2 separate regions of the Mus musculus genome follow, and region 1 is linked to region 2. A link is a loop called in an ENCODE intact Hi-C map of the cell type or tissue named here. Cell type or tissue: heart. All regions are shown on one strand. Links, peaks and the distances in the headings refer to the core of each region. The heading gives the core; the rest is flanking DNA. Region 1 holds the start of Lama2 (laminin, alpha 2). Region 2 overlaps Lama2 (laminin, alpha 2).

The links. A loop is a pair of places that touch in the nucleus more often than their neighbours do. Peaks named below come from ENCODE experiments on the same cell type or tissue, not always from the same donor. Only the 100,000 strongest peaks of a DNase experiment are listed, where the experiment ranks them.
Region 1: it touches region 2 in a loop (1.9-fold over the local background); 2 of 42 quality-filtered maps call a loop at or near these places.

What each region holds. Positions count from the first base shown.
Region 1 is chr10:27,613,501-27,630,104 of GRCm38, reverse strand. It overlaps Lama2 (laminin, alpha 2), which reads left to right and starts at 13,163. Exons shown (of 65, transcript NM_008481.2): 1 at 13,163-13,408. The coding sequence starts at 13,309. In heart, for the core only: no CTCF peak of the experiment used is centred there; DNase peaks (open chromatin) are centred at 12,834 and 13,224; H3K4me3 peaks cover 1,564 bases; H3K27ac peaks cover 816 bases.
Region 2 is chr10:27,531,876-27,539,875 of GRCm38, reverse strand. The region is part of intron 1 of Lama2 (laminin, alpha 2); the gene reads left to right. Among named protein-coding and RNA genes, the nearest start is that of Lama2, 81 kb to the left of the region's middle. In heart, for the core only: no CTCF peak of the experiment used is centred there; no DNase peak of the experiment used is centred there.

The DNA of each region.
Region 1 (16,604 bases), core at 8,605-16,604, 82 kb before region 2:
CTATGCCAGGTTGTTCATTCCTCTAGGGAAAATGGAAAATGATCAAAGAAAAAGTTAAGCCTGGCTTGCTTGTGTACTCCTTTAATCTCAGCTCTTGGCAGGCTCTGACAGGAGTTGGAGGACAGCTAGTGCTATAAAAGAAGACCCTGTGTCAAAACCAGAAAACAAAACAAGAATAAACAAAAGCCCCAGACCGCACACAATAGCCCCACCAACAAAATGAGAGTAAAAATAAGGTCAATTTGACCTTTTATTCTCTGGCCATTTCTAAATCTCTGTCATTAAGAGTGTTTGGGGTGTTCTGACTGGGGTATTTAAACTTTGTGAGGGTAATTTGTTCATTCACTTAAAATTAGGAGATACTATCAGGTTTTTTGTGAATAAATCATCTGATGTAAATGTACTTGCACTGCAGTGTTATAAGGTTATAAGGACTTTCATATTCTTTCTGTATTCTTTTCTTAGAACTCCTTCTTCCACACAGATCAAGGATATGTTTTGATATTATAATTATATTATATTCTGTCCCACAACAGAAGAATGGATACAGAAAATGTGGTTCATGTACACAATGGAATACTACTAAGCTATTAAGAACGAGGACATCCTGAGTTTTGTAGGCAAATGGATGGAACTAGAAAATATCATCCTGCGTGAGGTAACTCAGACCCAAAAGGACATGCATGGTATGTACTCACTAATAAGTGGATATTAGCCAAAAAACAAACAAAACAAAACAAAACATATAGAATACCCAAGATACCATAGAACTAAAAAAACTCAACAAGCTGAAGTGCCCAAATGAGGACACCTCAGTCTTACTTGGGAAAGAGAAGAAAGCAATCACAAGTGGGGAGAGAGAGGAGGACCTGGGAGGGAAAGTGAATGGGGTGGGGGAGGAGTAGGGGTTGAGTGGGGAAACTGATCAGGTCTTGGATAAGGGAAAAGGACTGAAGTCCAGAGGGCCAGCAGAAAGATTGTAAACAGGCAACCTCAGGAAACAGGAGGTTGGGGACTCCCCCCCCCCCCAGAATGGGAGGTGAGAGACTCCCAGGACTCAAAGGGAGGGACCTTTTTGAAAGGTGGGACAGTAGGGACAGGGAACTTATAGAGCCCACCTCCAGCAGGAAGACAGGACATCAAGTAAGGGATAGGGTTGCCACATCTCTGACTCATAATTGTTCCTGTCTTAAAGAATTACAGGGATGGAAATGGAGAGGAGCCTGAGAAAAAGAAGGCCCAGCAACAGGTTCAAAATGGGATCCAGCTCAAAGAAAGGTCCCAAGGCCTAACTCTATTACTGAGGCTATGGAGTACTCACAAAAAGGGATCTATCATGACTGCCCTCTGAAAGACCCAACTTGCAGCTGAAAGAGTCAGATGCAGATATTTGCACCCAACCAATGGACAGAAGCAGCTGACCCCTGTTGTTAAATTAGGGAAGGCTGAAAGAAACTCAGGAGAGGGGCAATCCTGTAGGAGGGCCAGCAGTCTCAATTAATCTGGACCCTTGATATATCTCAAACACTGAACCACCAAACAGAGAGCATACACCAGCTGATATGAGGCCCCCAACACACATACAGAGGAGGACTTCTGGGTCTGTGTTCATCCAGAGATGATGCACCTAACCCTCAAGAGACTGGAGGCCCCAAGGAGTTTAGAGGACAGGTAGGGTGGGGGTGGGGGCATTCACATGGAGATGGGGTGGGGTGGGGTGGAGAGGAGGTGTGGGACATGGAGCAGTCAGAAAGTGTATGGGGGGGCAGGGAATAGAATATGGTGTGCAAAAAATAAATTAAAAATAAAATAAAAAAATTTTAAAAATACATCATTTCTCCTCCTTTACCTTCTTAATAAATCTACCTTGATACTTCTCCTTGCTCTCTTTTACTTTCATGCTCCTTGCCTCATTTATTGTTATTACATGCATAAACACACACACACTACTCCTAAACACATTAATACGACCTGTATAATAATATAATAAGTCTGTATAATGTTACTTGCGTGTATGTTTTCTGGGATGATCATTTGCTATCGGATAACGAACCGGTGTGTTTTTCCCTGGGTAAGACCGTTTCTATGAGTCTCAGCCTCCCTTAGTTGCTGGGGCTCTTTGTGTAGGGCTGTGGTCTTATGAGCTTCTCCCATCCACATTAGCATTGTCTATTGGTGTCATCCCTGTTCACATTATGTTTAGGACGTCATGAGAATTTGTGTTGTATCTTCTAACCTTTCTAGGAGACACAAGCTCACAGAAAACTGTTCCTTACAGTATTTCTGTCCCCTGTTTTTGCATTGATCACTGAGCTCTAGGTGCAGGAGTTTTGCTGTACATATATCAGTTGGAACTGGGCTCAAGAACTCTGTATTGATATGGTTTTGTGAAACAGTCTCTATCTATTGCAAAGATAAGCTTTTTAAATGAGTGTCAAGGACTACACTTATTTGTGGACATAAGGACAAATATTTAGAGTGTAGCTAGGATTATTCTGGCTCAATAAGATGTTGGTTGGTTGTAGATTCTTTAAAATCCATGCTTTCACTAGCATTGGGTATTTGGCTAGGTTTCCAGTACCAGACTTGATTTTCCTCTTGTTAAATGGGTCTTAAGTTCAATTAGAAAGCTGTTGGTTACTGCCCAGGTATGTGTGCTATTACTTCACTCTCAGGGTTATCTTTCTATGCTGGTCATTGTGATAAGAAGCAACTTAGCTGGTTGGGGATGTTGTTTGGGGGAGCCTATAGGGTATCTTCCAGTACAATGAAAGCTAGTTATTATGGCTGGGGTATTCAGGTTATTGCCAGCTCAGGGACCTCTGGGTCTTATTTCCAAAATACATGGTGTCTTCAGCAATAGGGATTTTCCTTCTGCCTCTTGTGGTAAACCAAGAGCAATATCAATATCCTAAAATGTTTTGGGAATCTCTTGGATAACCCTGACCAAAAAGTCAAGAGAGCTTCTCATGTCCATTTTTTTTTATATAATTTTCAAGAGTATGTTCATGTTTTCATTTTACTTATACATTTTGAATCTTACTAATGAAGACTATCTCTTTCTATATCTAGTTTTCTTTATTTTAAGTTTTGGGTATTTTCTGGGAAATTTTAGATTTTAATTTAGAAGATATTTTAAATTTTCTGACATAAATACATGAATGTTGTTTTAAAGGTCTTAAATTTCACAGAACTATGTTTCATTGACTAAATTTCATTGGGAACATTTCCATTCCCATATGTAAATATAATTAGGTTATAAATAATTAGGTATATGTAAATATAATTATGTAGTTCTCCTTTTAAATGTAAAACCACACGGTGTTTAGTAAATTGTAAAGAAAATAGAATATTTTTATAAAATCCACATGTTTATAAATATCCTTTTTATGATGGCTTAGCATCCTATGGAAAGAACAGATTATAATTTATTGAATAATTTCCTACTGACACATCCTATTCTCTTGGTTCTCTACTATTGTTTACACTACTGCAATCATCATCCTCATATCCACAGAACATTTTTGCACATTTTTACAAATATAGGCTTTCTTCTTTATTGTTTACACTCCTGCAATCGTCATCCTTATACCCACAGAACATTTTTGCACATTTTTACAAATATAGGCTTTCTTCTTCATTGTTTACACTCCTGCAATCGTCATCCTTATACCCACAGAACATTTTTGCACATTTTTACAAATATAGGCTTTATTCTTTGAACTCTTAAAAAATAGGAGTCATGTTCTTCAAAATAGCTTAATTACAATGAAAGAAAATAAAATATAACAACAAAACATTGCCAAACCTGAGAGCCTTAGAAATCAAAAACACAGAATCAGAAACTGGTACTCAAGATAATGTGTGCTATGCAGGCTAGAGAACTCAGTGCTGGAGGCCATCACAGCAGATGTTAAAAAATGGATGAAATCACTAAGGGGAAGTGCTGATAAGAGCAGAGCTGATGAAGGTGAAAACTGGGCTGCTGGATCACAATTGTGAGCTGGGAGAATGCCATGGTGGGCACAGGAAACAGTAAGAATTGCTGTAAGATGAGACCTAATAAGGCTGAGGGAGAGCAATCACAGAAGAAGTCGGGTGCAGGCACTGATTCTCTTCCTTTTGATTGACACATAATATCTGCATATATTTATGAGGTATTATGTGAAGTTTTGATGCATGTATGCATTGAGTATGCACTGATTCTTAATGGAATTCTACTTCTGTGTGAGCTAGGTTGTGAGCTTTTCTGCTCACTGAAGGTTATTATCTGCTCATCCCGTCTCTGCTGTTTTCCTGGAGTAGAGGGGTGCTGAACCTCTGCAAGTACTTTGTGATGTTTGACAGCCATGACCTATTTATTAATCAAATGTGGACAATTCACATCAGATAAATATGAGCTGGGATGGAACAGACTATGTTGATGAAACAAATGATTCTATAAGTAGAATAATTGTAGGCTCTATGTGCTTTAAATATTGCATGTATGAATCAGATTTACATGTAGAATCTTTACAAGTGTTCTCCCAAACGGAATTTATGTACAGGTTTTGAGAATATCATTCTACATTTTTTACCTGTAGCAATGTGGTTAACTCTTCAATATTTGATCAATTTATTTTATTCATTATAGTGAAGATGAACACTTCATTACTATTTTCATTAATATTTCAGCAGAAGAAAAAATATGTATCTTTGATCTTATGATCCACCTGTTAATCTTTGCTTTTTCTTTAGTTGTTATGATCTGACCCATTCAATTAGGTTTTTTTTTTTCTAACAAACCAAACTGATTTTCCCCTCCTTTGGCTGCCATTGAGTGTCTGTAATTCTTTATCTATCTAGAGGGATGGTCTTATGAAATGTTCTTCCATCCATGTCAGTATGTCAGTTGACACAGCTTTTGCAGGTCTTGTGCAAGTAAACATTTGGTTCAGCATTTAGGAAAGCAACACCCTGACTGATCCAGAAGAAATAATCATATAATAGTTGTCTCAATTCTCAGGCTCTTGCAACAATTCTACATTTTTTTTTTTCCTGCAATGTTCCTTGAGCCTTAGTTGTAGCGGTTGTATTGTAAATTTTCCATATGGGGCTAGACATGGTGCAGTCATTTATTCTCTGCATTTTGAAGGGTTTTGGTCTCTACTAGTTCCTTCTGCCACAAAAAAGGAGCAACTTTGATATGTGAGATCTGTGTTTATTGTTGGGTACAATTATAAATATTTGGAAGGCAACTAGAAACTACATTACATTAGTAATATGATAGTAGTATCTTTTCTCTGGGACCTATGTAGTTATGAGTTCTTGGCTAGGCTTACACTATCAGGCAAGAGCTCCCTCCAATTAAGCTAGATTTAGGTGTAATTAGACAGCTATTGGTTGCCTACAAGATATAAACACTGTGATTGTTCTATTAGGGATGTCTCGTCAATCCCATCATTGTTTCAGTTCATAGGATTTATAAGTCTATAGGAGTATTTATTACTTGTCTTCCTTGGCAGCTTGGATAACACTTCCTGACACAATGAGAGCAAACTTTCTAGGAGGAGGCTTCCAGCTTAGTACCAATATGATTTCTTTAAGTCCTATACCAAAGTGTACAGTGTCTCCAGCAATAGAGACTTGCCGTCAAGTTCTGGCAGGAAATTAAAAGTAATGGTAATGTCCTATATTGTTTAGGGGTTTTTGTGGACTTCCCTTGACCAACAACTCTGGTATTTTGCCTGGCACTTGAAGTTTTGCTAGGTAGTCTATGGACCCTTGGGTGAGCTTTATTACACATGTAGGGTAACTGTATTTGCAATATATATAAAACATGTGTATCTTAAGTCATTTTATAGAATAGGTTTCTCTAGGGCTTTTAAAAATATCCTTAGTGTTATTTATTTCACTTCCTCCTCTTTCCTGATACATTATCCTTTTCCCCTTCCCCCAAGTTACATTCCTCCATTTTCCCCTTTCCTCATTAATAGCACCTGCATCCTGCTACTTCTGTAGGGCTCCTTCTCCCATCTTTCAGTGGTCCCTTCTGCATTCCCATAGTTCGTCCAGGTTATACCTCAAACCTACAGATTTGGATCTGGAATCCACAAATGAGAGAGCTACATGAGCTCATAGAGACTGAATCAGCAAACATGGGCCTGCATGGGTCTGCACCAGATTCTCTGTGAATATATGGCTCTTCTCTTGGTATTAATGTGGGACTCCTAACAATGGCAACACATGTGTCTCTGATTCCTTTGCTTTCTCTTTGGTCTCCTTTCTTCCTTTTCGGTTGCTCTGCCAGTCTCATTGTATCTTGTTTAGTCATGTTTGGTTGTTGTCTCTTGGAGTCCTGTTCTTTGGGAAACAGTAGAGAGTAGATATGGAGGAAAGAGAAGAGGAGAAAAGATGAAAGGAGTGGAGGGAGGGAAAACTGTGGTTGGTATGTATTGTGTAAGAGATGTGTTTTTAGTAATAATAATTTAAAGCTGTAGGAAGGCAATGACTGTGATATGGTCACTTACAGTTCAAATAGGGTCTGTCCTTAGCTACTGTTAATTTTCCCTTTACCCTCTGTCTCTTATTACTGTATCCCCTCCTTTATCTATACTCTAGTCTTCAAATTCCAATCATCACCCATCCATGCTCATGCCTTGTTCTATTCCTATACTAGCCCTAGGACAGCTTGTTTCATTCCCTCAAGGCTAGAGGCAGGTTGAAGTTATGGCTATAACTTGCTCTCACTTGCTGCTTTGTGTATCTGGTGCCAGGGACTGATTCTAGGGCTTCCTACATGCTAGATAAGCACTGAATGACAGAGCTTGCTGCTTTGGTGACTTTTGATTGATGGGCCCACTCTGTGTCTGTTCCTAGTTCCTCTTTAAAGCATGATTGCAATCTCTGTCTCACTCTTTGCTTTGACGTTCCTGTGTTACCACTGAGTTTTAAATCATAGGCTTAATTTTGGGTTTTTCTGAGGACCTGGACCTATGCAAACTGAAGAGTGGGACCTGTTTTCTAATTGATGATTTTAGACTACAGGTGAACTGGAGTCAGTTCATTTATTTTGTTCTTCTTGTTCCATGTAGAGGGAGAGTAGTTTGTGTCATTTTTCTGAAGACATGTTGGGTGGTCACACAATCAGTTTGGCATGAATCTATCTATCATTTCAATAATGTTTTCCTTTATTTCTTCTATCCCATGCCCTGTCTTATATCACCGTTCCAACATTCCAGATATTCTGTGATTTCACATCCTAATAAAATGCTATCACATATGTGTGATATGTGGTTTTTTTTTTTTTTTGTTTTTTTGTTTTTTTGTTTTTTTTTCCCCTAGGGATTATTTTCTATGGTACCAGAAGTACAAGGTTTTTTTTTTTTTTTTGTTTTGTTTTGTTTTTTTTTTTAAATGTTACATTTTAATGATATCTTATTCTAGCTACCTACTTCCCAACCTCGCCTCACAGTTACTACAGTGAATTTTTATGCATTTGCCTTAGTTCATCTATAACGTTTAAAATATGTTATATTATATATGTGAAATATTGAGTTGACATTTCCACAATTGCTCAGCCAGTTGCTTAAACCTTTACAGTTGGTATTTTTCCTTATTTATATTAATTCATGCTGCAAATGAGCATCTGTTAAATTATTTTGCTTTTAGGTGTGTTATGTTTTCTAATTATTCCCTCCATGCCTATTATTTTACTTTATAGAAAAATCTTTTCCCTTGCCTTGTGCTCTATTCACGAAACGACTATGAGATTCTTTCATCAGAACTAAAAATAACCATGCAGAGACCTCCAGCGTCAAGTACCTCAGCATATTGAGCTCACACCTGGCAGTCAGCCTGTGTTTGCTATCACAGATATTCTCACTGCCAGACAGCCAGTTGCTCCAGGCAGAAACTTTAGAAGGATCCTGAAATCCTCATGTCCGGTTGATTCACAAGACTTGTGAATTCACTGTCCTGAAGATCTCCAAACTATTCTCTCCTCTTGACTGGCTCTGAATTCACAGAAATCCTGTCCGCTGTCAGATCTCAGCTTAAATGTCACCTCCTCAGAGAGCATTTCCTGACACACTATTCAGGAAGCATCCTTTTATATTTACCGCTAAGCTTCTTCCCTTTCCTTTATAGCCACTGAAACCATTTCCCACGTTTCACTAACGCACTGTCTGTTTTTCCACTTGCATGTAAGTTCTGCAATAGCTGGGCTTTATCCAATGTGTCTGATAACTACTGTGCCAGCTCCTAACTCATTACAGTCACTTGGTAGTAAAAATGAATGAATGACTGAATAAAAGCATCACGTGCTGCTCTGACTATTAGGTCCATTGGCTTCTGTTTCCCCTCCTTGTTGCCTAACAAACACTGGTGGCACAGATACACCACTTATCAAGCACAGAGATCTAACCATGGTACTTCCCAGATTACAAACCATTCCCTCCTCAATGCAAAGCAGACATCAGTTTCCTTAGCACACAAAAAGCAGCAGAACTACTTTGAATCCACTTTAGGTTTTTGAGTAGAAACAAATATACCATACTTACTATGCAAAAAATCTTAGAATTGATATTGGGTCTTAAGTTCACAAAGAACATAGCAAAAACAAAAATCTCCCCTGATAATAGAGTTTCAGGGTAAAGAGGAAAGATTTATAAGTTCTTCATCTATAGCAATGGTTCTCAACCTGGTGGTTGTAACTCATTTTGGGGTTGCATATCAGATATCCTGCATATCATGTATTTACATTATGATTCATAACAGTAGCAGAATTACAGTTATCAAGTACCAATAAAGTAAATGTATGGTTGGGGGGTCACCACAACATGAAGTACTCTTTTAGAGTGTCACAGGATTAAGGTGGTTGAGAACCACTGATATAAAGTATATTTATTACCTCAACTTTTTGTTAAGTGTATAAAACTATTATTTACATTTTTTCAAGGACATCTTTTATATTTTGTTTGTATTAATATTTTTGTGACTTTTATAAGATTTCTAGTTAAATATTATCCTTTTCTGGGCACACCAATAGAAATTGTACAGAAGAGAATGGTATTTAGTGAATACAGTGTAGGGTTTGATTTCATTCCTGCTGTGCTCTCTCCTACATATCATGCATCAGAAATGCATGTTGACCTTCCAAAGACAAGGCCAACGTCTCCATTCACACAGCATGTCATCTACATGTGCAGTTTGGACACTTCGACAGTGGCTGATGAAATGCAAAGCTGATTGATTACGTTTATTTATTTCAGTTTAAATAAAGTTATAACTGTGGATGCTGCATTGCAAAGTTCAAATGCCAATACCTGAATAACCCGGCAGAAAATGCAACACTCAATTAACTATTGACTATAAGAGACAAGGGTGGACTATGGGAAGTCTGGCAACCAAAGAAGAATGGCATAATAGTGGACTTTAGCAACAAAGACATTTCCAGAGGTGTTCTCAGGTTTCATTGTGATAGAGTATCATCTCACCCAAGGGTGATAGGACACTTTGTGCACATGTGCATGTGTGTATGTGTGTATATAACAATTTTACATTTTTAAAGTTTGGCGGGTATAGAGATTACAATATAGTATCATATTGAACACAAAAATACCACACATTTGTAGATCTAAATCAGAAACATAAAGGGACAAATTGTGATCACTTTGAGTTTATATACACACTATTTGATTTAATAGGAATAATATGTCAATGTAACCCACAGTGTAGACCATTGGGAAAAGTTGTGTTAACATAGATTGCAGTGACAACTTTGGAATTGTGATTTCTTTAAAAAATGCAGCAATATAAGAATGTGGTTTCATTCTAATCCCAGGTGTGGAGACATGGTGCTGCTTTGAATTGTCAGAAACAGCTGAATATGGTTTGCCTTGTGCTCTAGCAGAAGTGTGATTTTGACAGCTGTGGACAGTTTCTATGATTGTGTGACATTAGGAATTCTGGGAACTTTTTAGAAGGTACATAAAAGCTAGAGGCAGACGAGGTGTGCTTGGTGGTTGCTAGTTATTCAGGTGGGCTGGTTGCAGTTTGTTAGTAGTCATGTTCAAAGAAGAAACAAAAGCCAAGAAAGTAGATTCAGAGATCTCCCACTGTCCCTCTCCCTGTGCCTCCCCCTCTCTCCCTCCCACTCTCTCCTCCCTCCCCCTCTCTCCCTCTTCCTCTGTTCTTCTTTCTCTCATATCTAGTGTTAGGGACTGAAACCAGGGCCATAAAGGGTGAGAAAAAGAAGAACCCACAAAGTAGCAAAGACTGACTATAATAGATGCGGGGAAGATTTTTTTGATATTGCTGGTCTTCATTTATTTCTATTTTAATGTCAAATTTTAATATTCTTGTCACAGAAGTCTCATCCAGGAAGAAAACATTACGTTGCGGTGAGTTCCTGTTGAAAACTTAGAGCCATTATCATATGATGGGTGTTAATAGAATGGCTGGCTACTTCACATTCTGATCAGAAACAAGGTAGATGTGTCAGTTCCCAACCCTTGAATTTAACTTGGGATCATTGCCAGACCCACAGGGCCAGAAAATATATAAAAGATACAGATCAAAGGAGCAGTAGTAAATTGCTTAACATTTTGTATAGCATAATTCTCTAAATAAGGATTCAATGAATGTTGACCAAATTAGTTGCATTAGTATCAGTATAGATATTTGAAAACTAAATATTAGAATTCCATTAAACCATGAAACATTTAAATTTTTGAAAGTATATTCGAGACGTGTGTTGAAATCTTTAAAGCATGTCTTAGGATGTTTAAAAATGTAAATTTACGTGGGGGATGGAAGTTGCTGAATTGCTTAGATGTCAACTTTCCTCCATTTAATTTATAGACTCAATTGCTGTCAAAGTTTCTATTACCTCTCTGATATAAGTAGAAATTGATGAGTTAGTGCTGTGGAGTTCATAGAATCAAACATACTCTTGTGATCTAATGCAAATACCTGTGCATAGGTATTTATAACAACTATTAGTACTTATTCAGGCTTGGAAGTAGTAAGGAGGCTTTAAAAACTCAGTGATTGTCTAAGCTTCGTGGGTCAAAAGATGAAAAGGAAGATGAAGTGGCAAATTAGGGAGTAATTTTAAGGTAGTGAGATGATCCAGCATGACATACTTATCCAAATCCAGATTCATCTGAGGCAACAGCTTAATATGTGCTGTGCAGACAGGGTGATGATTGTGACAGCACAGAGTCCCCACTTGTAACAAGTGCACCTTGATGAAGGAGCTGGGAACAGAGGACACACACACGCACATACACAGACACACCACACACACATACACACAGACACACATGCACACATATACACACACAGACACACATAAACACACAAATATACAACACACACACACACACTCCTTTTAATTTATGCTCTATTGATCTCAATCTAAAACAGTTCTGAAGCAATAACGTAAAAGTGTTCACCTTTATTAATGAAAACATTTTCTCTAAACAGCTGCAGTAAAATTCAAAAGCTCTAGAATAGTTAAGAATTTTGTTTTTTAAACTAGTACAGGGTTCTAAGACTGTAATAGACAAACTGTGACAGAGATAAATATATATATGTATATATCCCACAGGATGAACTCATTTTGGGAAGAACAAAAGAGGTGAAAGTCATAATATGAAGAAATGATACTATTTGTATCAAATGTTGCCTCTATATGTGTGTGAGAGAGAGAGAGAGAGAGAGAGAGAGAGAGAGCAGCAGAGCCCTCATCTAAGTCTCTTTTTCAGACAGCACACATAGATGTACAGAAGCCATAGATCTAAAGTAGGAGCTTAGACATGCCTTTAGGAGGGTTCCCGATGACAAGTGGATGTTAGCTCTGGATTCTCACCAGCTCTTTACGAGAGTTACTGTCTATTACTACGAAATGAAAATATTGTAGCTTCTATGTGGCATCTTAAAGATGGATACATCTTAACTATAAATTAAAAAGAAAACTAAGCCATCCATATAACAACCATATGCACTGCAGTATGGAAATAGATGTATAAATGGCTTAGTAGTCCAATACTGTACAGAATTTCACTCAGTGTAAGGGTCTGAAATATTATATACATTTTGGTGAACTGGAAACTCACAAAGCATTATCTCAGTTGGCTTAATTGGTGCATCCTGTAAAATTAGTAAATACATTTTTTTTTTTTTGCAAACAAACTGTCGGATTTCAGTTTTAAAGCTTTTTTTTTTTTCCCTTAAAAATATTTAGATGAGTTGTCCAAGGCTTTAATCCCAGCACTTGACAGACAGGGGCAGGTGCATCTCTGAATCTGAGACCATAGTGAGATCCTATTTCAAACTGACTACACACACACACACACACACACACACACACACACACACACACGCACGGGCACACATGCGGTGGCCCATTCAGAAGTTCAAGATGGAATACTTTATGGTGTAGGCTTGCTCTTTCCTTGAGTGCATCCTGATGCCAGGGTACACTAATACAAAGGGTATCCTGGGTGCCACCTAAAACCTGTGAAGTTGTTTTTCCAGGCCCTACTGAGAACCAGTGGCCTTTTCAATAACAACCTGTTATGGAGTGGCCATGGGAAGCCCTGTGACAGAGGGTAGAACACTGCTTTGTTGAGTTAAAAGGAAGAAGCCACCATGACTGATAAGCAGAAATCTTTACAGACATTCCATTCCCTTTTAATAATGTCCCTTGGTTATAGGGACAGCTTCCAACCAGTGGAGTGATTTCAGAAACATTTCAGTGGAATTGGGACAGCTTTAGTCTATCATCCCCTGCTCCCTGCACAGCTGCCTTCCGGGAAGTTCCTTCCTAATGTGCAAGCCAGCGTGAGGTTCCCCGTGGGCAACTTCAGTTCCCTAGTAGTTAGCACCATGACCTTGGGACAGTCTGGGATCACCTGGACCCAGGGCAGCTGCATATAATTTTGCCAGAACCTTCTGAGGAGTCAAAGTTTCTAGCTTTCTTGGCAATAATGTTTTCCATCTGGAGGGATTTCACAGACCCCAGAGTGCCTTGGTATCAATTACTTCCTTAATGCTAAAGAAGTTTGGATAACTCCTGCTAGAGGCCCTATTCCCTTGACAGAGGAAGCACAGAACACAGGTTCTTCCAACCAAGGACCCTTTAAAGGCCCAGGCCTGGGAAGGGGTGGGGACTGCCCTTTCTCACCCACCCTTGGGCGGTGGCAGGGCAGAGCTGGGGAGCACTGTCTCCTCCTCTTTCCCCTGCAGCTGCTCATTTCAGCTGGGTGGACCCGAGGCTGCAACTCCGTGGGCTCCGGGAGGAGTGGATCTGCTCCGGCCAGGATGCCTGCGGCCACCGCCGGGATCCTCTTGCTCCTGCTCTTGGGGACGCTCGAAGGCTCCCAGACTCAGCGGCGACAGTCCCAAGCGCATCAACAGAGAGGTACAGTCCAGGGCGCCCTTTCCCTGGAGCGCTGCTCCTAACAGGCTTCAGCTAGAGAGAAAGAATTGCTGGTTGGGGACCACTTTCTCGCTTTACTTTAGGGTGTGCTCTTCCAGGCGCAAGGGACTGAACTCCTGCAAATTAAGAGTAAGACCCCCCCGAGAGAGCTGTGCGGGGCACAAGGAACACCAAACTGCTCACTAAATCCTGGAAACTGGTCTACGGAAAACTAGTTCTAAAGTTCCCAAGGCAGACTTTTTTATCTTTTCTTCTTTCCAATTGAGAGAAAAACGTTTCATCAAATTAGATTCCGTTCCTGCAGAGGAAAGCTCTCACTCCCACCCCCACCCCCATCCCTGGCGAGCAGCTGTAGTTGAGCTTAGTAACTTTGAGTTAAGTAATTGTTTTCTTTTAACTTTAAGAATCCTGTTTCCAATTATTTACATAAAATAGTTAAGTATGTGGCTAACACCTCCACTCACATTTGTGAAACCTCCTCTCACTCAAAATAGACTAGACTTCTGTTTATTCTCAGACTCCAGTGGTCACAAACACATCTCAGGGGCTTTGAGGGACAACTGTATTCAATGCAGCTAAATTATTCTTATCAGAGCATTCTATTGTTTTTGTGCATACATTTCTGAAAAGCTTGGGAGTCTTTAAAGAGTTAGCAGAGATTTTTACAAGATGCATGCACAGCACCAAGAAACATAATTTGTAACACATTCTTCCAGCAAGCATTTTCCAAAGATGAAAAACCTGAATCAAAATAAAAAGTATTTCAGAAATATGTTAACTTTGTTTCAACGGGTTTGTCCTCAAAAGTGCAAAATCTAGAAGAAAAAGCTTTAGGAAGTTGGATGAGGCTGTATCTGGTAGAGTAGTTTTTCTTGTTTAAAATTAACTGAAACTATGTTAGTAGTTCTCATGTTTAGTAGTTCTCATGTTTGTTCTTGATTTAGACCAGCCCTTCACACAGGACTGTTTAAGAGGATATAACAGATAGCATAAGCCCCTCACCATAATCTTTGATTATACTTCCTAGAATAAAAATGACTCCCAGTTTCTCCAGATAACCTTCTATTTTTGCAGAGGTGAAATCGGGTCAGTGTGGTGCAAATAATAGAATTACTGAGACTGCTTTGGAGAAATATCCTTGGCTGTTAGTTTGAAAACAAAAAGTGCCACATTTAACGTTTGTCCTTTCTTCTATTGTGATTAACAATAGGTGATTCTTTAATTCTACTGGGTAGCTGGGAGAGATAGGCTAGGTCTTTCTTTGCACTGCTCTCTACTTCCAATAAGGCCAAAGATTGCATTCTAGAGTATAGTCCTGTACTGAGTTACTGAGAATTCTCTTTCATGTGTGTGTTCTTCCCCGTGCTCTTTTTTTTTTTTTTTTACATTTATTTATTTATTTGTAGTGGGGATATACAAATGATGTGGTGAATGTGTGTGGTCAGAGATCAGTTTGGAAAAGTCAGAACTCTTTTCGCCCTCTGAGTTCTAGATATACAAACATGACATTAAGCTTGGGCAAATACCCTTAGTCAAGGAGCCATCTCCTCTCTCCCCTGGGCTCTGTGACTGTCTTTGTTACAGTCATTTGCAGTGTGTTTGAAGAGTGGGTCTAGGATAAGTGATTTAAATTTATTAATAATAAAAAGTATATTTAAAATACATTTATGATGGCTTAAATTAGTGTAGCACCTTATAATTTAATGTTCTTATACAGAAGCCATATACCCTTGGACCAGAAGATCTATTTTCATCTCTGTTGTTATTATTCCCACAGGGCTAACTTAAAACCTAAGGCTTGGAGTACTAGCCAAGGAAGTTCACATAACTGATGAGAATATTGTTTTCAGAAACTAAAAGTATGCCAAGTACAGTTCATGTTCACATTCCCTTTTCTTGGGGCTATGGTCTCTTTCTTTTCCTTTTAGAAGTATGTTTCAACTTTGATATTGCTTATCAGTAATACTCACTGAATGTGGTTTGACAAAAAAAAGGGGTTTTTTGGCTAACATCAATTTCTCTGGTTTTGATTGTGTATACCAGCAGTGCCCTTCATGTCCTAGCACTAACTGTGAAGACTTCTGGTCTTCTCTTATAGACCAGTGTCAATCAACTAAGGATGTTGACATGTCCTGCAACACAGTGGTTCTCAACCTGTAGATTGTGACTCCTTTAGAGAGGTAAACAACCTTTTCACAGGAGTCATCTAAGATCAGTAGAAAACAGATCTTTATATTATCATTCATAACAGTAGCAAAATTATAATTTTGAAGTAGCACCAAAAATAATTTTATGGTTGAGGGTCACTATAACTTGAGGATCTGTATTAGAGGGTCACAGAATCAAGAAGGCTGAGAGCTATTGCTGTAAACAGAATTAGAAACAACAAATTTTATTTATTTGCCTCTCATTTTTTTTCTGGAAAATATTGTATAGTTTCTATAGAATACTGAGTTGTAGTGCAAATATAATTGATTCAATAAGTTTGAATTTATAAAGAATAAGTTTCACTCTCCTATTTATAGCATCTAAATAGAGTGATTGAGTCAAAGTGAATTTACCTTTTAACACAGGAGAAAATAAAATGCTGTATGATATTCATGTGATTAATACCTAGAAGGGAAAATATCATATGATCTGCAATTGAGGGAAAATAGTTTCACAAGAATATTGTATAGTGAGTGAGGTCCATCTGGCAGTATGATAGCTTTCTTCTGCTCTTCTGTCTTGATATGTTGTTTAAGTTAACAGAAAGCCAGTTAGTTTGAAGTTGGTGAATAACAGGTCCAGAAATTTCAGAGGTCTCCACTTTATAGAATCTGTATGAAATTCATTTATTATTCATATCCAGATGCTAAATGATAAATTCTCTTCTGGAAATGTACTATGTCCATTATCTCTACAGGAATGAGGATGAAAATACCCGTGTGAATCACAGAAGTTTCAGTGTAAATATATAGTCTGGAACTGTGGCAGACAAGTCAACTTAGGAGCAGGCAAGGTTAGCTCAGTGGAGTCTCTGACAGACAAATCCACAGGCAGGGAAACAATAGTTAAGGATGTGAAAAGATGTTCACAGGAGGAACAGCCTAAGGAAAGACTTTATTGAAGAAGAAGGAGAAAAAGAAGACGAGGGGGCAGGGAGAGAAGAGGAGGAAGGAGAAGAAAGGATGGAAGG
Region 2 (8,000 bases), core at 1-8,000:
ATACAGAGAAATTTACAAGAAACATCAACTCCTTTTAAAGGATTTTGCCTACAATGCCAACATTGGAGAGATCAAGGCAGGACTGCCACAGCTTTGAGGCCAGCCTGGTCTACCTTCCCTTTCCAGCTTACAGTAAGAATAGAAAGAAATGATAATTTTGAATAATAGATCTTTAAATCTGTGGAATTTCACCTTGACTTTGGCCTGTCTCTGAAATGCAGAACTCCTGATTTTCTTCTCTTCTCTTCTCTTTTCTTTTCTTCTTAGAAATTGATCACGAATTATAAAATGTGCTGGTTTTTCAAATGTTTGCTTTTTATGTTAATTTAGAAAATAAACCCCTTTTCAAGTTCTTGACTTTTGGCACTAAATAACTTTTAGGAAATGCATTTATTTCTATAATTTATCATTTCTGTGAATAATTTATTGAAGTCTCTTCTGCCATTATTGGTTAGTACATAGACCCTTTAACTAAAAATAAAATGGTATATATGGACAAAGACAAGAAACAAAAAAAAATAATAATTTCAACTTCCAAGATTTCCCTGAGCCCGGCGTTAGCATGCCGACTCTTCCTAGGAAAGGCATTGTGCCTGTAGCTGAATAGTTTGAAAAAAATCCTTATTATTTTGATAAATGATTCTATTGTCTTCTCAATGCTAAATATTCATAAAAAGTATCTGTTCATTCATGTAATCCTTTTTAAAGTGATGTAGGTTAACAAAAAAGTAGGTCAGTGTGATGAGAAATGAGCTTTTTCTTTATCAAATGGTTAATTTTGTACTCTTTACAAGAGCAAAGATCAGCCCGGGAAATAAGGTACTTGTAATAATGAAAATCCTCCACACAGAAAAATGGTCTTTTTGTTTTTAATCTAAAAGTGATTAATTAAACTTCATTGTGCACACATTGCATAAAAACATTTCAAGAAGACAATTCTTCCTCGTTATGCAACCAGTGAAGGTCCAGATTTCATAGAGTGACTTACGCTGGACGAAAAAGTGTTCTCAAGTCAGGTGTAACTTGCTAGAGATTCTTGCTTCAGATTCTTGTGAATACAGACTAGAAACATGTCTGCAATAAACTGGTGCCATGCGTTCTCACTGCTGTGACGCCTTAGGCATAGGCTCCAGCAGAGATGACAGACACCCACAGCACACAACAACCATGCAGATAAATTATGTACACCCAGTACTCAGGGATCAAACAGAGTCAAGATTCCATTATTTCCAAAGTCATGGAAAATTAGTCATTCATTAAAAGAGAGAAGATACAATATATTTTAGAAAAAAATAACACAATTATTTTATAACCAGGCAGCAAAGAAAGAAAATTTCAATAATTTCATCAAATATTTATTTAATAAGATATTTGTGTGCCCAACACTCTAAGATTGTCTCTGTATGCATTGTACCAGCAGCACACATAGCATGGCCAGCTCAAAATATACTCCTGGCCACCTTAATGATAGATGTGATGTTCCCCTTATATTGTGCTCAGGATTTGACCAGAATGTATGCCAAATAATACTTGATGAGTAACTTTGCCAAACACTTAAAGACGATTCTTGAATGATTTTTCTTGAGAAATATGAACATCCCAGATCCGGGTACTAGTAACAATTCCACCCAAATCTAGCTTAGTGAGTCAGTGAATTTACTTAGGTTTCTTAGAGGAATGTGGTTGATGACAAGGCAGCTGCATCACCTAGAACTCATCCCAGCTTGGATGATAACTAACAAAAGACATTTCTCTTTGAGTACCCTGAGTTTCAGGAAGCTTGTGTATCATTGAACAAGAATTTCAGGAGTCTGTTGAGTTTCATGGATTTCCTGAGACTTGGAGGGTTGTGGTATCTCTTGAGACTTGAAGACCCTTTGCTCCAGCAGGAACTGTTTCAACTATCAGGATATACCTAAGTAATACTGCCACCACTGAAAGTGTAAAGAAAGATCTGTAAATCAAGGGTCTAAGCCTTGGATGAGCTTCAGGAGGAAGGAAATAAGGGAGAGCAGTGTTTAGAACAAGTATCCCCAGGAGAGATTCCTTTTTTCCCCCAGGGAAGCACAGGCTCAACTGTTCAGTGGATGAAGAGAATGTGAGATGTAACTTAATATTTTGGGTCATTCCCAATTTACTAGCTCTCTAAAGATCATGGAAGTCCTAGCACTAGGCATATGTGTATATATATATATATATATATATATATATATATATATATATATATGAAAACAAGTACCCATTTGTTGAGCGAATGATTTTGAACTCCTACTCTGTCCTACACAATGAGAAAACCAGGAAGGGACACATTTATATTCTTAGGGTTTACTCATTTTAGAGGGTCTCATGACCAAGGGAAAAGAAAATCACATGACAGCTCATAACTCTCTGTAACTCTAGTTCCAGGATGTCCCATGCTCTCTTCTGGCCTCTGAGTGTGCACACATGGTGCATAGGCTTACATGCAGGCAGAACACTTATACATATCAAGATAAAACTAAAAAAAGAATATGATTACTCAGCAGGAAAAGCAGAGTTAAATATATTAATGTAAATTAGGAATTTATCTCTCAGGAGGAAAATTTAAGTTTACCTGTTTATGTGTAGCTTTAAGAAATAACTATAAATTTCTAACACTCATATTTTAAAAGCAATCAATTTTAACCCTCATACAAACTGAGATAATATTCTTACACTATGTAGTGTCATAGTCATGAGTGTTATGATTAATTTGATATCAATCAATCTATGAAGGAATTCAAACTTAAAATGATTTTAGGCAAGCGTCTGTGTCCTGGAGTCTCATGCTTTCCTGACTAAGCCACCTGGGGACAAGAACCTATGGTTAAAAAGCATCTTCTGGGTATATGCCCAGGAGTGGTATTGCTGGATCTTTTGGTAGAACTGTCCAATTTTCTGAGGAACCACCAAACTGAATACCAGAGTGATTGTACCAGCATGCAGTCCCACCAGCAACGGAGAAGTGTTTCTCTTTCTCCACATCCTCTCCAAAATCTGCTGTCACCTGAGTTTTTAATCTTAGCCATTCTGACTGGTGTAAGGTGAAATCTCCGGGTTGTTTTGATGTGCATTTCCCTGATGATTAAGGATATTGAACATATTTTTAGGTGCTTCTCAGCCATTCAGTATTCCTCAGTTGAGAATTCTTTGTTTAGCTCTGTACCCTGTTTTTTAATAGGGTTATTTGGTTTTCTGGAACTTCTTGAGTTCTTTATATATATTGGATATTAGCCCCCTATCAGATTTAGGGTTGGTAAAGATCCTTTCCCAATCTGTTGGTTTCCTTTTGGTCGTATTGACAATGTCCTTTGCCTTGCAGAAGCGTTGCAATTTCATGAGACCCCATTTGTCAATTCTCGATCTTATAGCACAAGCCATTGCTGTTCTGTTCAGGAATCTTTCCCCTGTGCCCATATCTTCAAGGCTCTTCCCCACTTTCTTCTCTATAAGCTTCAGTGTCTCTGTTCTTATGTGGAGTTCTTTGATCAACTTAGACTTGAGTTTTGTGCAAGGAGATAAAGATGGATCAATTTGCATTCTTCTACATGCTGACTGCCAGTTGAGCTAGCACCATTTGTGAAGATGCTGTCTTCTTTCCACTGGATGGTTTTAGTTCCTTTGTCAAAGATCAAGTGACCAGAGTTGTGTGGGTAATAAGGACACATGCTCCACTATGTTCATAGCAGTCTTATTTATAATAACCAGATGCTGGAAAGAAACCAGATGACCTTTAACAGAGGAATAGATACAGAAAATGTGGTACATTTACACAATGGAGTACTATACAGCTATTAAAAACAATGAATTTATGAAATTCTTAGACAAATGGATGAATCTGGAGGATATCATCCTAAGTGAGGTAACCCAATCACAAAAGAACACACATGATATGCACTCATTGAGAGGTGGATATTAGCCCTGAAGCTCAGAATCCTTCTTAGAAGGGGGAACAAAATACCAATAGAAGGAGTTACAGAGACAAACTTTGGAGCAGAGACTGAAGGAATGACTACCCAGAGACTGCCCCACTTGGGGATCCATCCCATAAACAACCACCAAACCCAGACACTATGGCAGATGCTAACAAGAGCTTGCAGAGGGGAACCTGATATAGCTGTTTCCTGAGGGGCTCTGCTAGTGCCTGACAAATACAGAAGTGGATGCTCACAATCATCCATTGGATGGAGCACAAGGTCCCCAATAAAGAAGCTAGAGAAAGTACCTAAGGAGCAGAAGGGGTTTGAAGCCCCATAGGAAGAACATCAATATGAACTAACCAGTACCCCCAGAGCTTCTTGGAACTAAATCACCAATCAAAAACTAAACAAAACAAAAAACAAAACAAAACATAACATAGTGGAACTTGTGGCTCTAGCTGTGTATGTAGCCGAGGATGGCCTAGTCAGTCATCAGTGGGAGGCGAGGCCCTTGGTCATGTGAAGGTTCTATTCCCCAGTGTAGGGGAATTCTAAGACCAGGAATGGGAGCAGAAGGGTTGGGGAGAAGGGCTATGGGGAGGGGATAGGGGATTTTTGGAGGAAAACCAGAAAAGGGAAAGGGGAATACATTTGAAACGTAAATAAAGAAAATATCTTTTTTTAAAAAAGGTGAATGAAAAATACTAGTCCAAATTCAAAGTACAACACCATATGTTAAAATGTGAAGAGACTTTAATCACTTTTTTATTTTAAATCATTTAATCATTTAATTATCTTTAATCATTTTCTCTGTAGAATGTTGCCAGGTAATGGTGTCTGAAAGTTTTCTCTAGGTCCTGTGAAGGTTCTATGCCCCAGTATAGGGGAATGCCAGGATTGGGAATGGGAGTGGGTGGCCTGGGGAGCAGGGGAAGGTGGGGGGGGTGCAGATAGGGTTTTTTTTTTTTCAGAGACGAAACTTGGAAAGTGGATAACATTTGAAATGTAAATAAAAAAATATCTAATAAAAAATTTCCAACATCTCGTGAGTGCAGGTAGTAAAGATGACTTATCTGGGTCTATATAACTAAAAGTGAGTAAATTCAGAAGTTTAATAGATTTAAGAATAACTTCATTTAATATATATATTACGTATGTTAATATATATATTCCTTAATCACTTTTTCTTTAAAACATATTCCTGTATAATCACAAATACATTTCTGTTACAAATGGAAGACCGTCAATTGTTGGAAATACTTTTCAATCCTATTGTGACTTGCTTATTTTTAGTGTGTAGGCACTTCTTCCTAAAGGCTTTTATGATTTGGCTTTTCATGATCATTGCTAAATCAATCACTGCCCCCTTGGAATCTTTACATTAGGTTGTAATGTGGGATGGGGATAACATACAACTATGAGAATTAAAAACAAGATATATCACTGGTAAGAAGTAGTAGCCTTCTTTTGCACATCTTACAGAACCAAGCTTATTTAGAATATAGCTGGTTTTATTAGCGGTGATGTGGCAAAAAGAGCCAAAGCCATTCTTTTTTTTGTAGCTGGCATGTGAATCCCTTCTTTCCTTCTCTGTGTCAGTCTGCCATTTGTATCAGAAGGATTTGTCCCCATAGTTTGATAGCCAAGAGGAATCAGCTTGTCTTTATCTCCTCCTGTGTCAAATACCACAGAGACAGTGAGTGCAGACTGAAATTTTAAAAAAGACTTTAACAAATATACAAATAAAAAAATGACCCAAACTAAAATTTGCACAGTGAACATACTTTAAAAACATTTTGTTAATCACATTCACAAACACAATACTTATTTTGGTCTTTAAAAATGAATCCACACTGTTTGAAGCAAGCAATGATTAGTGGCTTTAATGTTCTTAGTGTCATCATAGGTAGAAATGGAGTAAAAAAATTACATTTAACGAAGTCCATTATGTAACTATTGGTAAAGATAAGAAATGAGCATTTTCAAAGGAAAACACGTAAATTGCTGTCATGGAAGACATGGGCACATAAGCAATGTGTGAATGTTGAGGAGACTTTGAATAGCTGAGAACTGAATAATCAAAGAGAGGCATGGTAATGTAGGTGGGGATTCTACTTTAATCATTTTGGGATTGAATAGGGCAGAGGTTAGCAAGAAGACAATGTTACAGGCAGAGGGTCTAAAAGCAGAGTCTGCAGCAAGCATTTAGGATAAGTGCTTAGTAGAGACTGAGCAGAGGGAGCGGATGGGAGAACGTGGGACTTGATATGACTTTGGTGGGAGCCCAGCCCCATCTGCCATATTCAGAGTGTGGATCTGGAGATCCTTGCCTCACAATAGCAGGACTGAGGAATTTTATAGTTCATTAGTTAGCTACTGGCTGTAACTAAAGGGTGAGATGAAGGAAGATCTGTGCAAGATTATTCAGTAGGTGATTCAAGGTAAGGATTCTGTCTCTCACAGGCCAGGCTCTGCAATGACTCAGAGATAAACCATTGGCAGCCAACTCTTGCTGATGGTCAGAAATAGAAACTCTGGCCTGGAGAAGGACTCTGGAGGAGGCATTAATCATGTCCACAGAGGAAACGTGGGATAGGTCCACTGAAGGCTGTATGTGCTAGTCGTCCATCTCAATGGAAATACTAATTGCAGATTGATTATGACCTCCAATTGGATTTATTTCTTCAACCAATGGGAAACTTTGCTCATTAACAACACTGGATTTTGAGTAAGAAAGAACTGCTCTTAACTATGACTTTGTGATCTGTTTCACAAGTAGGGTTGTCATGTTTGTTACTAGAATGTACTGATCCTCCAATACGAATGTGTCATAGGGAGATTATAACAATCGACTCTGCTAGTGTCTGAGTGTGAAATGCATAAAGTTGGAGAATTTAACACTGCTCATGATGAACAGTCACTTTTCTTTGGGTGGTATATGTTAGTTTACTCCAAATAAGCAAAGCTTTTATGATCTCTGTGAGACATTCAGTGGCATTGGTGAGTTCTGGGGATCACCGACTTTGGATGTAAGGTCTAGGAGGGAGCCACCTTGGCATTTGCATGTGTATGTTCTTGGCATGAATGCCTCCTCACAATTTGTTTCTTTACATCTCCATGCTTGCTTCATCATGGATAAGAAACTACTCAATTAGAAATAATGAACCATTAGAAAGGACAGATTATAAGAATCTTAGAGGCCCAGAAAATATATGACAAGGAAAAGTTATTTTATTGAAGTGATTTTGGTAACACCTTAAAGATAATTCCTATTGGTCTTTGTATCTTATAAAATGCTTTCACACTCTTCTTTGAGAACATACCAACATCCTCTTAGCTATGTGCTATTGTTTCTATTTGTCTAAATATTCTTTCAACATTGAAATAGAAAAATTTAACAGAATACCAAATGAGTTTGTTGAAAATACATAAAAATTACAAGTTAATCATCATATCTCAAATATAAAACAATTTACTAGCAAGTTATTATATTGAAATGAGAAAGAGAAAAGGCTTTCCAACATTGGTGACTCCACAGTGTTACCCTAGTAGCTGAAGCCATTGCTACAAGAAGTGGTGCTGAATCAAAGCCATGTAGCATACTTGACGTTTTACTAGTTTGGCACCAGTGCTAATGAGCTGAAAACACAAGATCTCCCTGCAGAGTGGAACTCTGATTTCTTTATAGTGTGGTACTCCTGCCTCTGAGTTTGGCTCAAAGACACAGCTACATGCAAAAGAGGATACTGATAATAACAGAATTTGACACGCCTTAAATTTTTTCTTCTGCCAGGATCACATTATAATACTCAAAAGGAATGAGGACAGGATGTTACTTAAAACAAAACATACAAGCAATAAACCAGAAACATTATTAAAACTGCACTTCTGCTTTAGGCATTACTTTGCTCAAAATAGCTTTAGAAACTTTATTAGTATGATGCAAAGATAGTTCTCCAGTTAAAAAGACACAATGCTCATGCTAAGGACCTATGTTCAGTATCCATGATTGCATGGCTCAAAAATGCCTATAACTCCAGCTTCAGGAGATCTAACGGGTAT